Regions from separate parts of the Mus musculus genome. Here region 2 is linked to region 1. A link is a loop called in an ENCODE intact Hi-C map of the cell type or tissue named here. Cell type or tissue: heart. All regions are shown on one strand. Each heading gives the region's core, and the rest is flanking DNA. Links, peaks and the distances in the headings are about the cores only. Region 1 holds the start of Pogz (pogo transposable element with ZNF domain). Region 2 holds the start of Psmb4 (proteasome (prosome, macropain) subunit, beta type 4).

Region 1 (5,378 bases), core at 202-5,201:
ATAAAAAATAAATCTTAAAAAAAATACATCCATAGATAATACAAATGCTTTATTCATGCCTTTCAGTTTTATTAGATTCTTAAAAACTAAAGATATATTCCAAAGCTGAAACGTAACAATTTCATGCTAGTTTCATGCTGCCATTGCTCCATCAAGGCCATTCTCAGGTAAGCACACCGAAATCAGGGGCTTGCTTTTACACATCATCACTGCAAAAGTCATGGGAGACACAAAAAGCTTTACTCATAATTCTTAAGGTCTCAAGACGCCCTTGAATGGTGCTGAGGTGTACTCCAGGCTCAGCTAACCACAATGGGTAAACTGCTTTCCTAGATTAGAACCTAGTCAAGATGGGAGTGGCAACTCTTAAGCCCACCTGTTCTCCTCCAAGTCCTTTCTATTTTTATTTCCGTTTGACATACCCTGACAATACAGGGAAGGGGACAGAAATCGAGGGCACAATCTAATTGTTTTAACACTATATTTTGATCACCTTCCCACATTAGCAATACTCTTTAATATACTGATTATCTTAGTTGCCCAGTGTAGATAAAGATGATACTAGCCCTCCACTCCACCCCACCCTCCAAAAAAAAAAAAAAAAAACCTTTTAGGCACAAAGTCCTTAAACTTCACGTTTAATAGCCTCCAAAATGCTTGAATGCACCCTAAAGTTAAGAATGACGACAATAAAGAAGTCATCCCAATTTCCTCCTTCCAGAACACGGACGGGGTCCAACTGCCTTGTCACCGTCCAAGAGGAACAGCTGCCTTACTCCTTTCTCGCTTCATCTGGGGAAACTGCTTTTAAAACCTCATCTTTGTGGCGTTTTGCGCTACAAAAGGAGGTGAACAGGTGTGGAGAAAAGGCTATCTCTGCACTGTTGAAAAGACATTACAATTCAATCTCCATGTCTTCCTAGAGAACGAAAAGGCCAAAAAGACTCTCAGCTCTCTTACTAAAGGCTTAAGATAAGTGAGAAATGTGCAGTGGTATTGACCCTTTGCAAGAATTCCACAACTCAGGAGAGGAAACCAGGACCATAGGCAGACACAAGGGAAAGCAGGTGGCTTGATGACATTACTCTTTTTCAGAAGGTGTTGAAAAATCTAAAGAAAATAGTCCTTGGGCTAAATATGGCGCCTACAGCGGCAGGACATAATCACCAGAAAATAGATTCTGCCCCATTCCATTTTGTAAATCACAGCGCCATCCATGCATAAATTTGGGGGCCGAGGGAGGAGACTTCCTCAACTAGCTGCAGAGGCTTGGGATGTCCTCGCAGACGGAGCGGGATTACATAACACAGGGGACCGGCGGGGCAGCCACTCGCTTCCCTCCTCCCGCTCAAAACCAGCGCTCACGCCTCCGCGCGTGGGGGCGGCGGGAACCCCGGGCTCCACCGCTCCGCAGCTGCGGCCCCGCGTGCCCGCGCCTCTGCAAACTCCCCCCCATCCCCGGTGACCGCCGCCGCCCGCGCCGCCCACTCCTCCGGGACGCTCGCGCCCGGCGTGCCTGTGGACGTCCGCGGTGCGCGGCCGTGGGGGCGCGAGCGCGCGCGGCACCGCCAGGGGGGCGGGGGCAGTGGGGCATCCCGGGGCCTGGGCCACCGTCGCCGGGGCGCGCGGCTCCGTGGCCCGGGTGCGCCGCAGACCACGTGCGCGNNCCACAGCGCGCGCTGCCGTGGGGCGGCCGCCACTCGGGGGCCGCGGGGGCGCGCTCGGCCCCTCCCCCAACCCGCGCGCGCGCCCCATCCCCCTCTCATTGTCTCGTTTCGGAACGCCTCGGCCCAGCGAAAAGATAACGGAACCCCCGGGAAAAGGGGGTGGAGAGCGCCGGGGTTCGCTCGCTCACTCACCTCCCGTGGTCGTCGCCGCCGGTAGTCTGACCCGAGGAAGGTGCCGTCGCCTTAAAGGGACCTTGCACCCGGCGCCGGGAGTAGGGGGTGGGAGCAGGGGAGGGGACCGGGGTTCGGGGGGGAGACGGGGAAGAGGGAACCGTTGAAAGCTCCTCTCCCCGAGGGTGAAAGGAAGCCTCCCTCGGGTTCGAGTGATTGGGGTGGATTTTTTTCCCGAGGGGGGCGGGGGGCCCCGAGGGAGGGGGTGGGGGGGCCAAGGAATGTGGCTCCGTGTATGGGAGCTGGCGCGGGGGAGAGAAACGCCGACTCCCCCCACCGACCCTCTCGCCCCGCGGAGGGATACCTCTCGTCACTTCCGCCCTCCCCTTCTCGTGCTCTTTCAATTGGCTGGCTAGTACGCTACGTCATCGCTCATCCTAACCCTTGTCCGGGCTTCTTTTCTAGTCAAGTTTGTCTGGGCCTGCAAATAAATAAATAAAGAAAAAGCTTTCATGGAGAAAAGAATAATTAGCTTCACAAACAGTTTCCAAATTTTGCTGAGAAAAATGACACTACCAAAGAAAATATCTCATAATATACTTTCTTAGACTTTCCAGACAAATTTGCACTCTCCCTACTTTCTATTCAAGGTTTATTACCAATTCAAGAGAAAAACTTCATGCCACAAGCAAAATGGTGAGTCCCAATGGCACCAACAACTGTTGTTGCAACAAAAAGCAAGATAACACTCTACCTTAAGAGACACTTGTCTGAGTAACCTTCTGTGACAGTGTGCCTTGTATAAATGAAATACTTTTTTGGTTTTGAGGTTTTGTTTTGTTTTTCTGCTTGTTTGTTTGTTTATTTGAAACAGGGACTTTCTACAGAGCCCTAGCTGTCCTGAAACACACCAGATAGGGCAGGCTGGTCTCAAACTCAGAGATCTACGAGTCTCTGCTTCCTGGGTACTGAAAACTAAAGGAATCACCACCACACCTAGCTAAAGAATTGTTTTTAAAACCTATTTTATCATCAAGCCCTTCTGGATTCTGGGGGAGAAACCTCGTGATTATTAAGGTCATTCTACCGGCGGGAACTGCTTTTGAAACCATTGTGCATAGACTCAGCAGAGATCTCCAATCTCAGAAACCATAGATTCCATGGCCCCGTTGGATTGGCTCAAGTAAATTGATTAGTCCATTCAAGATTATCTACCACTTTTCATACAAACAAAAACTAACTTCTGGTAGCTAAGTTTTGTCCTTCATTATGTCCTCAGATGATAAAATGCAGTATTTCCCTTGGGTTTTTGAGAATGATCTTTAAGCCATATATTGATACTTGCTCCAAACCAAGTTCTAAACAAAGTTGCTTGGTACAGGAATGGGTAGATCCAGAGCCATACTTATTCCTTTGCATATATTCTCCAAACTGCCAGCTAGTTACTTTCATCCAGCGAAAGATATCTCATCAAATTACACCACGTTTTGTTGACCACAACAACCATAATCACATCCTACTGAAGACATTTGATACGCCATTATTTCATCCAATATTTATTGTATATTTTTCATGTTTCAGGCACTGTTCTTGGTGCTAGGAATACAGTAATAAAGTCCCGGGGCTGTAGAGATGCCTCAGTAGATAAGAGCTGTCATTGCTCCTCTGGGTCATAATTCAGTTCCCAGCACCCTGAACTCTGCTCATAACTGCCTGTTCCTCCAACTCCAGTGGAGAGATACAGTGCCCTCTTCTGGCTTGACAGGCATCTATACTCAAACACACACCCTATAACTCCCTCCCACAATATATAATATTATGATTAAAACCATAGAAATGATAAATTTAATTTTTAAAATTAAAACATGAAAATGTTGGAAAACAAAACCACAAACCCCTGTGCATGTGAAACTTACATTCTACCAGGGAAGAAACAACAAATATACACACACTAAAACTCTCCCATCAGTTAACAGTAAATAGCAAGCAGTCCCAAAATTTAGTGGTGTAAAATGATGTCTTTATCATCTCTTGTGATTCAGAAAAGTGATTGGCTGAGCTTACTTGTTCTGGTTGGTGATAAAGTTACCTCAAAAGCTTCCACATGTTTGCAAGTTGATCCTATTGGATTGAACCACAGTTGGGCTGTTGGTCAGAATGTTCCCAAGTGACCTTTGCTCCCTCTAGTCAGAAAAACTACGTTCTGAGATTGGGCACCTCAAGATGACCAGATTGGTGACTTCTGAGACCGGAGGCTTATCTGCTTCTTAGAAACGTAAACTACCAAGTGTTTCATAAATAAATCCATGCTTTGCTAAGTGCTTTGGCAATGGGCAGGATTCAAGGCTGGAAGTATGGTACAGGGAATGATGGAGAAATGTGTATTTTATGAGGAGTTGTTAGAGAAAGCCCTGGTAAAGTAATGTGGACAAAAGTCTGAAAAGAAAGAAGCAGAGTTCAGGGCTTAGTTCTAATGAAAGCAAAACCACTAGAGGATGTCAACCCCTTAAGAGAAATGACCTTTTGCTTTTAAAGATCTCTCCAGCTGTGTGTGGAAGGGGTTGGGTAACTAGTAAGAGAAAAGGCAGCCACAGGGAGGGAGTCAAGTTAGGATATTACTACATTAATCCTGGTGAAAGATGATTGTGGACCAGGGTGGCAGTGGTGAGGCCATGTCTTCACTTTTGACACTTTCAACTCATGATGGCAAACAAAACTGTGCGAGTGGTGGCACTATAACTTCCATAAAGAAAAAAAAAATGGAAGAACACCATGCTGAATGTAAAAAATGGCTTAGCTTTCCTAAGGCTGGAGGCAGCTGGAGGAATGGGTGGGCAGGGATCAGCAGGCATGGAGTAGAACCCCACAGTACTCAGAACTGATGAGTGGTTCAGTGATGGATAGCTGGTGGGGAAAGGAATTTTGTAACAAGAATAAGCTGTAAATTACTACTTCAGGGCACTAGAACAGTGATTCGAAAGGGACTATACAAGTGCTAGACATGGCGGCACATACTCGCAATCCCAGTACTTAGGAGGTAAAGGCAGGATGACCAAAGGTTTAAGATCACCTCAGCATATAGTGCTTTTGAGGCCAGACTGGGGAAATGAAAGAAAACAAAACTTTACTATCGGGGCGAGCCACAAATATTGTACTTTCTGGCTATGGAAAAGAATATTTTTTTGTGTTCTCAATAATTATTTGGAGCCGACAATGCTGGGTTAATATGTAAATGTCACTTCCCCTGCAGCCCTTAGAAATGAGACAAGCTATCACAAGCTTCCCCAGTCTACTAGTGGAGTAAGAAGGATTGTGGGTTTTTACATGAAAAAGAGTTGGCTGCTGGAGGTAGTACTGGTGGAACTTCCAGGAAGGCAGAGACAAAGAGAAAGATGGAGGCAAAAAGGAGACTTAAGGAGCTGAAGCAGGCACTGAGACTCACATGGAGAGACATCAGGATAAGTTAGTAGCTAGCTGACAGACCACCCCAGGAAAAGGCCAACAGCTTTAAACTATATAGCAGTCTCTGTGTACTAGTCA
Region 2 (5,378 bases), core at 215-5,214, 52 kb before region 1:
CTCGGTGCTCTTAACCCCTGAGCCATCTCTCCAGCTCATGATGGTTCTTTTTGTTTTTTTTTTTTTTTGTTTTTTTTGAGACACGGTTTCTCTGTGTAGCCCTGGCTGTCCTGGAACTCACTCTGTAGACCAGGCTGGCCTCGAACTCAGAAATCTGCCTGCCTCTGCCTCCTAAGTGCATGTGCCACCATTGCCCAGCTTTAATGATATGTTCTTAATCGCTTTAACCTCCCTTTTCACCCACCACCCACCAGAGGTAGTGGAAAAGAAAGGAGATGGGGGAAGTGAAACTGTTTAGAAATGGTTCTTTGGAGCAATTCCCGTCTGTGTTGTCTAGAAATTGGCAGTTCAGTTCACAGGTTAGCAGTGGCAGCTTGATCCACTTCCAAACACTTCATGGATATATTAGCAGTCCAGTTCCATAGAGTCAAGATAGCAAACAGGAATCAGCAGCCGTAGCACTACCTAGTAGAGACAGCCAGGCCTTAGCCTCAGCACAAGTCAGAAGGAGGAACCAGAGCCAACAGGAACGCCAGGAAAAGTTCTTGGCTGTGCCTCTCTCAGTGAAGATCAGCTAAGAAGATGCAAGACCAGAGGCCTAGCTCAGCCTCTGTCACAGTCCTTCGAGTCCTTTTTATACTCCCTCCAAACATCACATGTCCTCCACCGGTCTTGCCTCAGCATGTTATCTTGCCTCAGTATGTGCATTTGTCTCAGCTGACATCTCTCTGCCAATCAGCCCAAGTCCATGGAGGCTGCAAGAAACTGCAGCACACCACCAGATTTTTTTGGTGTGTTTCTCTCTATGGAGTCCCGACAAATGGAGCTCAACTACACAATGTAAGGTGGACCGATACATGCATGTCGTTAGCAAAGAATCCTTCATCAAGTGTCCTTTCACGTGTTTGCTTTAGCAGAACATCCTCTCTCCTGTGTCTGCTTCAGTGAAACGTTCCTTCACGAGTCTGCCTTAGTCTTTTACCCGTGTCCACTTCAGGAAAACCCTCCTTCACGTGTTTGTTCCAGCAAAACACCATTCAAAACAAATGACTGCAAAGAACCCTGAAGTTTCCACTTGAGGGACTAACTGGGAAGAGGACAAAAAGAAGGGACACTGGTTGACGTGGGCAGAAATGAGAAGCTAATAAGGGATGAGTATTATCAGACTGTGTATACAAGTATGATATGCCATAATTAAACCCATAATTATGTATAGCTAGTACACATTAATAGAATATAATATCAAATAGTTCTGATCCAGTTATACCACTTTGGAGTATTTGTCTGAAGTAAGTGAAGACAGAAGACAGAAGAAATACTTGCATGCCCATAGTTTTTGCAACACTACTCACTGTAGTGAGGTATGGAATCTATCAGCCTTGGAGCCTGTGAACTGATGAGTGATTCACACACACACACACACACACACACACACACACAAACACACAAACACGGTCAAAGTCAGCCATGAGAAAGAATGAAATTGTGTTATTTTTAGGAAAATGGATGGCACTTCAGGATATCATTTTTTTAAAGAATTATTTATTTTATTATATGTAAGTACACTGTAGCTGTCTTCAGACACTCCAGAAGAGGGCATCAGACCTCATTACGGGTGGTTGTGAGCCACCATGTGGTTGCTGGGATTTGAACTTCGGACCTTCTGAAGAGCAGTCGGGTGCTCTTACCCACTGAGCCATCTCACCAGCCCAGGATATCATGTTTAGTTAAAAAAAAAAAAAAAAAAAAAAAGGATGAAGAAGAAAAGAAAGAAAAGGGGAAAAAAAGAAGAAGAAAGAAAGAAAGAATCCAGACAGAACAAGTTTCATATTACTCACCCATAATTGAAGTAGAGAGATTATGGCCATACAGATGAAAATATTCAAGTTTAAACAGAATTTTAACCAATAGAGTAATAACCTGTGAGCGGTAGCTCACAGCTGTACTCTCAGCATTTGGGAGGCTGAGAAAGGGGGATGATGAGTTTGAAACCAGCCTGGGAGGCACAGTGAGCTCTAGAGTAGCCACAGAGTGAGGCCATCTCAAACAAAACAAAGCACTACAGTAAAGTAGGCATTCCAGAATTAAAAGAAATACAACTGTAAATAAACACTGAGTGTATGGGTTTACCAGAAAAACATAAATTAATGAAGTTAGCTAATAGTCTGATGGTATAATAACATTTGGGAAGCTGAGGCAGGAAGCCAGCCTAGACTGTTGTTAACTTCATTTCCGTTGCTGGGATGAAATATTAGCAACAACAACAAAAAATTAGGAAAGGCTTTGGGATAATCTGTGTTCTGTGTAGAAGAATCATCAATAAAGATCTAATGGTCGCCGAGTGTGGTGGCGCACGCCTTTAATCCCAGCACTCAGGAGGCAGAGACAGGCGGATTTCTGAGTTCGAGGCCAGCCTGCTCTACAGAGTGAGTTCCAGGACAGCCAGGGCTACACAGAGAAATTCTGTCTCGGAAAAACAACAACAACAACAACAACAACAACAAAGACAAAATAAGTTAGGAGTTAGTCGGGGAACTAGCTTAGCTTATGGCCTAGGAGTTTGTAAATAATATTAAACATCTGAGTTGGTTCTCCCCTCACCCCCACCCAGGTAGTAAGGCATGGGTGGAAAAGCCCGAAGCTATAGAAAGGTTCATTTGGCTTATGCAGTTCTAGGTTACTGCACATCATTGCAGGGGGGCAAGGCAGGAACAACCTGAAGCAGCCTTCCACATTGGGAGGCAGGAGCAGAGAACGAGGCCGAGTGCATGCACCATTTTCTTGGCTTCCTTTTTTTCTCTCTTGATTCTCATACAATTCAGGGTCCAGCCCATGAAATGGGGCCACCCATAATCAGAGTGCTAGTCTCACCTCAGTTAACCAAACCCCTTTATAAGCACATCTGTAGGCCATCCTGAACTAGACTCTCTTCCTAGGTGACTCTAGATCGTGTCAAATTGACGAGTGAAAGAGTCCATCATGACAGTATAGGGAGGTCTAGGCTGGGCTGTGTAGAGAGCCTTGTAAGTGAGTCTGTAGAAAATACCCAACATAGAATGGTGACTCAAAAACAAACAAGGGCTGGAGGGATGACTCAGTGATTAAGACCATTTGCTGCTCTTGCAAATTGCTGATTTGATTCCAGCATTTGGTGGCTTACAACCACCTGTAGCTACAATTCCAGAGGAAACAGCACCCTCTTCTGGCTTTGAAAGACACCACACACATGTCCTGAACACCTGCAGGCAAAACACCCATCATACAAAACATTTTGAGAAGCAATGATGGTAGTTACTATTATTTTAGTATATGTATGGATGCAGCATGTGAGTGGCTGGTGCCCACACTGCAATATGATGTCAGACCCTATAGAACTAGAGTTACAGATGGTTACTAGCCACCAAGTAGGTTCTGTAAATCAAATCTGGGTCCTCAGGAAGAACAGCTATCTCTCCAGCCCCAAATAAACAAATCTTTTTTTTTTTTTTAAGAGCCACAGGGACATGTTCAAATAGATGGTAAACAGGGCTGGAGAGATGGCTCAGTGGCTAAGAGCACTGACTGCTTTTCCAGAGGTCCTGAGTTCAATTCCCAGCAACCACATGGTGGCTCACAACCATCTGTAATGGGATCCGATGCCCTCTTCTGGTGTGTATGAAGACAGCTACAATGTACTCATATAATAAATAAATAAATCTTTTTTAAAAAAGGATTGTATACACTAGAGTCTCTGAAGGAAATACAAGAGAATATTAGGCAAAATTAATATTCAGACAAATAATGTCTGGATTATATAGGAAAGAGCCTCTGTGGGGAGGGGAATCCTGGCCCCTGGGCTGGAAAAGTTCAGAGTAAAGGGTGGGTTGTGCCAGGTAGGGACTGAGGGATGCTGGGAGAACCTGGAGGCTATGTCGACTTGAATATGTTAAATATGCACCTCAGCCAATTGTTCTGGGTCAGAACTTCAACATCAATATTCTCTCATATGTGGAATCTAGGTGTGTTTGTATGTGTGTATTAGGTCAGGAAAGTAGAAAGGTGCTCATAAGGAAAAGGCTCTTTAGGGACCCGGGTGAAGGATTAGAAGGTAATAGAACACGTGTCAGTGGAAGCACGAAGGGTCTTCTTAGACAGGGAGGAGGAAGCAGGAAGACAGGGAAGGCACTGAGATGGGCACCAGTGAGGGTAGAGTAAAACGACATCTAGGATGAAAAGGCTGTAATGAAACCTATTGTTTTGTATGCTATCTTGAGGGGGCAGGGGAATTCCTCCACTGCCTCTAGTTCACTGTGGATTCTTTTTTCTTTTAATACAAGATCTCTCAGTAGTTCAGGTTGTCCTGGACTCTGAGTGTAGTCCAGAATGGTCTTGTACTGGAGGCATTCCTTCTGTTCCAGCCTTCTGAATACTAAGATTTTTCTCTTTCTCCCTCTTCTCTCCCCCCCACCCCCCCTTGTTCACCACATAAGTGCCTGGTGCCCTCAGGGCTAGAAGAGGAGTTACAGGTGATTGTCAGCCACCCCGTGGGTGCTTAGATTCGAACCCCAGTGCTATAAACGTGGGCCATCTCTCCCCTTGGTTTGTATCTTTTCTACCTTTTATTGACTGTAACGGGGTAAACCACTGTATCTTATGCTTCGGCTTCTTATCTATCAAATAAGTTGATAATGCCTGCTCTATTGGCCGGCTCTGAGAAGTAAAACAGTAAGAGAGCTTGGGTCCAGTGATTCTTCAAGCCTTGTTTTTGATATTGATCCAAAAAGCACATGGTAACAGGTCCTGGTGCTTGTCCCACACGGCCTGCTCCTCCTGAATTGTCAGAATACTGGGATCTAGGCATCCCTACTGCAGTGGGATACGGGGATGCGGCCTTGTGCATTTCTGTCAGTCTTGGCGGCTACTCTGGACCAGGACTCCTCAAACGGCTTTATAAATACAGAGCCGGAGTCCTGACCCATGGAAGAGGCAGGCAGGAAGAAGAGAGGCGTGGCAAAGGACCACTTCCGTTTCCGGTGACGCTAGCGCTTTCATTTCTGTCGGCTGAGGTGACTAAGATGGAAGCGTTTTGGGAGTCACGGGCTGGCCACTGGGCCGGGGGTCCGGCTCCAGGGCAGTTTTACCGCATCCCGGCCACCCCCAGCGGCCTCATGGACCCGGCGTCGGCGCCCTGCGAGGGTCCCATCACTCGGACCCAGTGAGTCGCGCTCTCACCGCGCCGGGAATGGGCGGCGGGCCGGGATGCGGGGACCTCTGATGCGCGGGCGCCAGCAATCGGGGCTCCGGCCTCGCGCTCAGGGACCCTTTTCACGATTCAGGAACCCCATGGTGACCGGGACATCGGTACTCGGGGTGAAGTTCGACGGCGGAGTGGTGATTGC

Evidence for each region. Hi-C counts contacts between places; a loop is a spot of excess contacts. Peaks named below come from ENCODE experiments on the same cell type or tissue, not always from the same donor. Only the 100,000 strongest peaks of a DNase experiment are listed, where the experiment ranks them.
Region 2: a loop joins it to region 1, with 2.8 times the contacts of the local background. A loop is called at or near these places in 3 of 42 quality-filtered maps.

The regions. Positions count from the first base shown.
Region 1 is chr3:94,834,222-94,839,599 of GRCm38, reverse strand. Pogz (pogo transposable element with ZNF domain) reads right to left here and starts at 2,163. Exons shown (of 19, transcript NM_172683.4): 1 at 1,860-2,163. In heart, for the core only: no CTCF peak of the experiment used is centred there; DNase peaks (open chromatin) are centred at 1,389, 1,879 and 2,199; H3K4me3 peaks cover 2,441 bases; H3K27ac peaks cover 2,156 bases.
Region 2 is chr3:94,886,585-94,891,962 of GRCm38, reverse strand. It overlaps Psmb4 (proteasome (prosome, macropain) subunit, beta type 4), which reads left to right and starts at 5,005. Exons shown (of 7, transcript NM_008945.3): 1 at 5,005-5,194; 2 at 5,316-5,378. The coding sequence starts at 5,055. In heart, for the core only: a CTCF peak has its summit at 3,193 (motif pointing left); a DNase peak (open chromatin) is centred at 5,002; H3K4me3 peaks cover 881 bases; H3K27ac peaks cover 926 bases.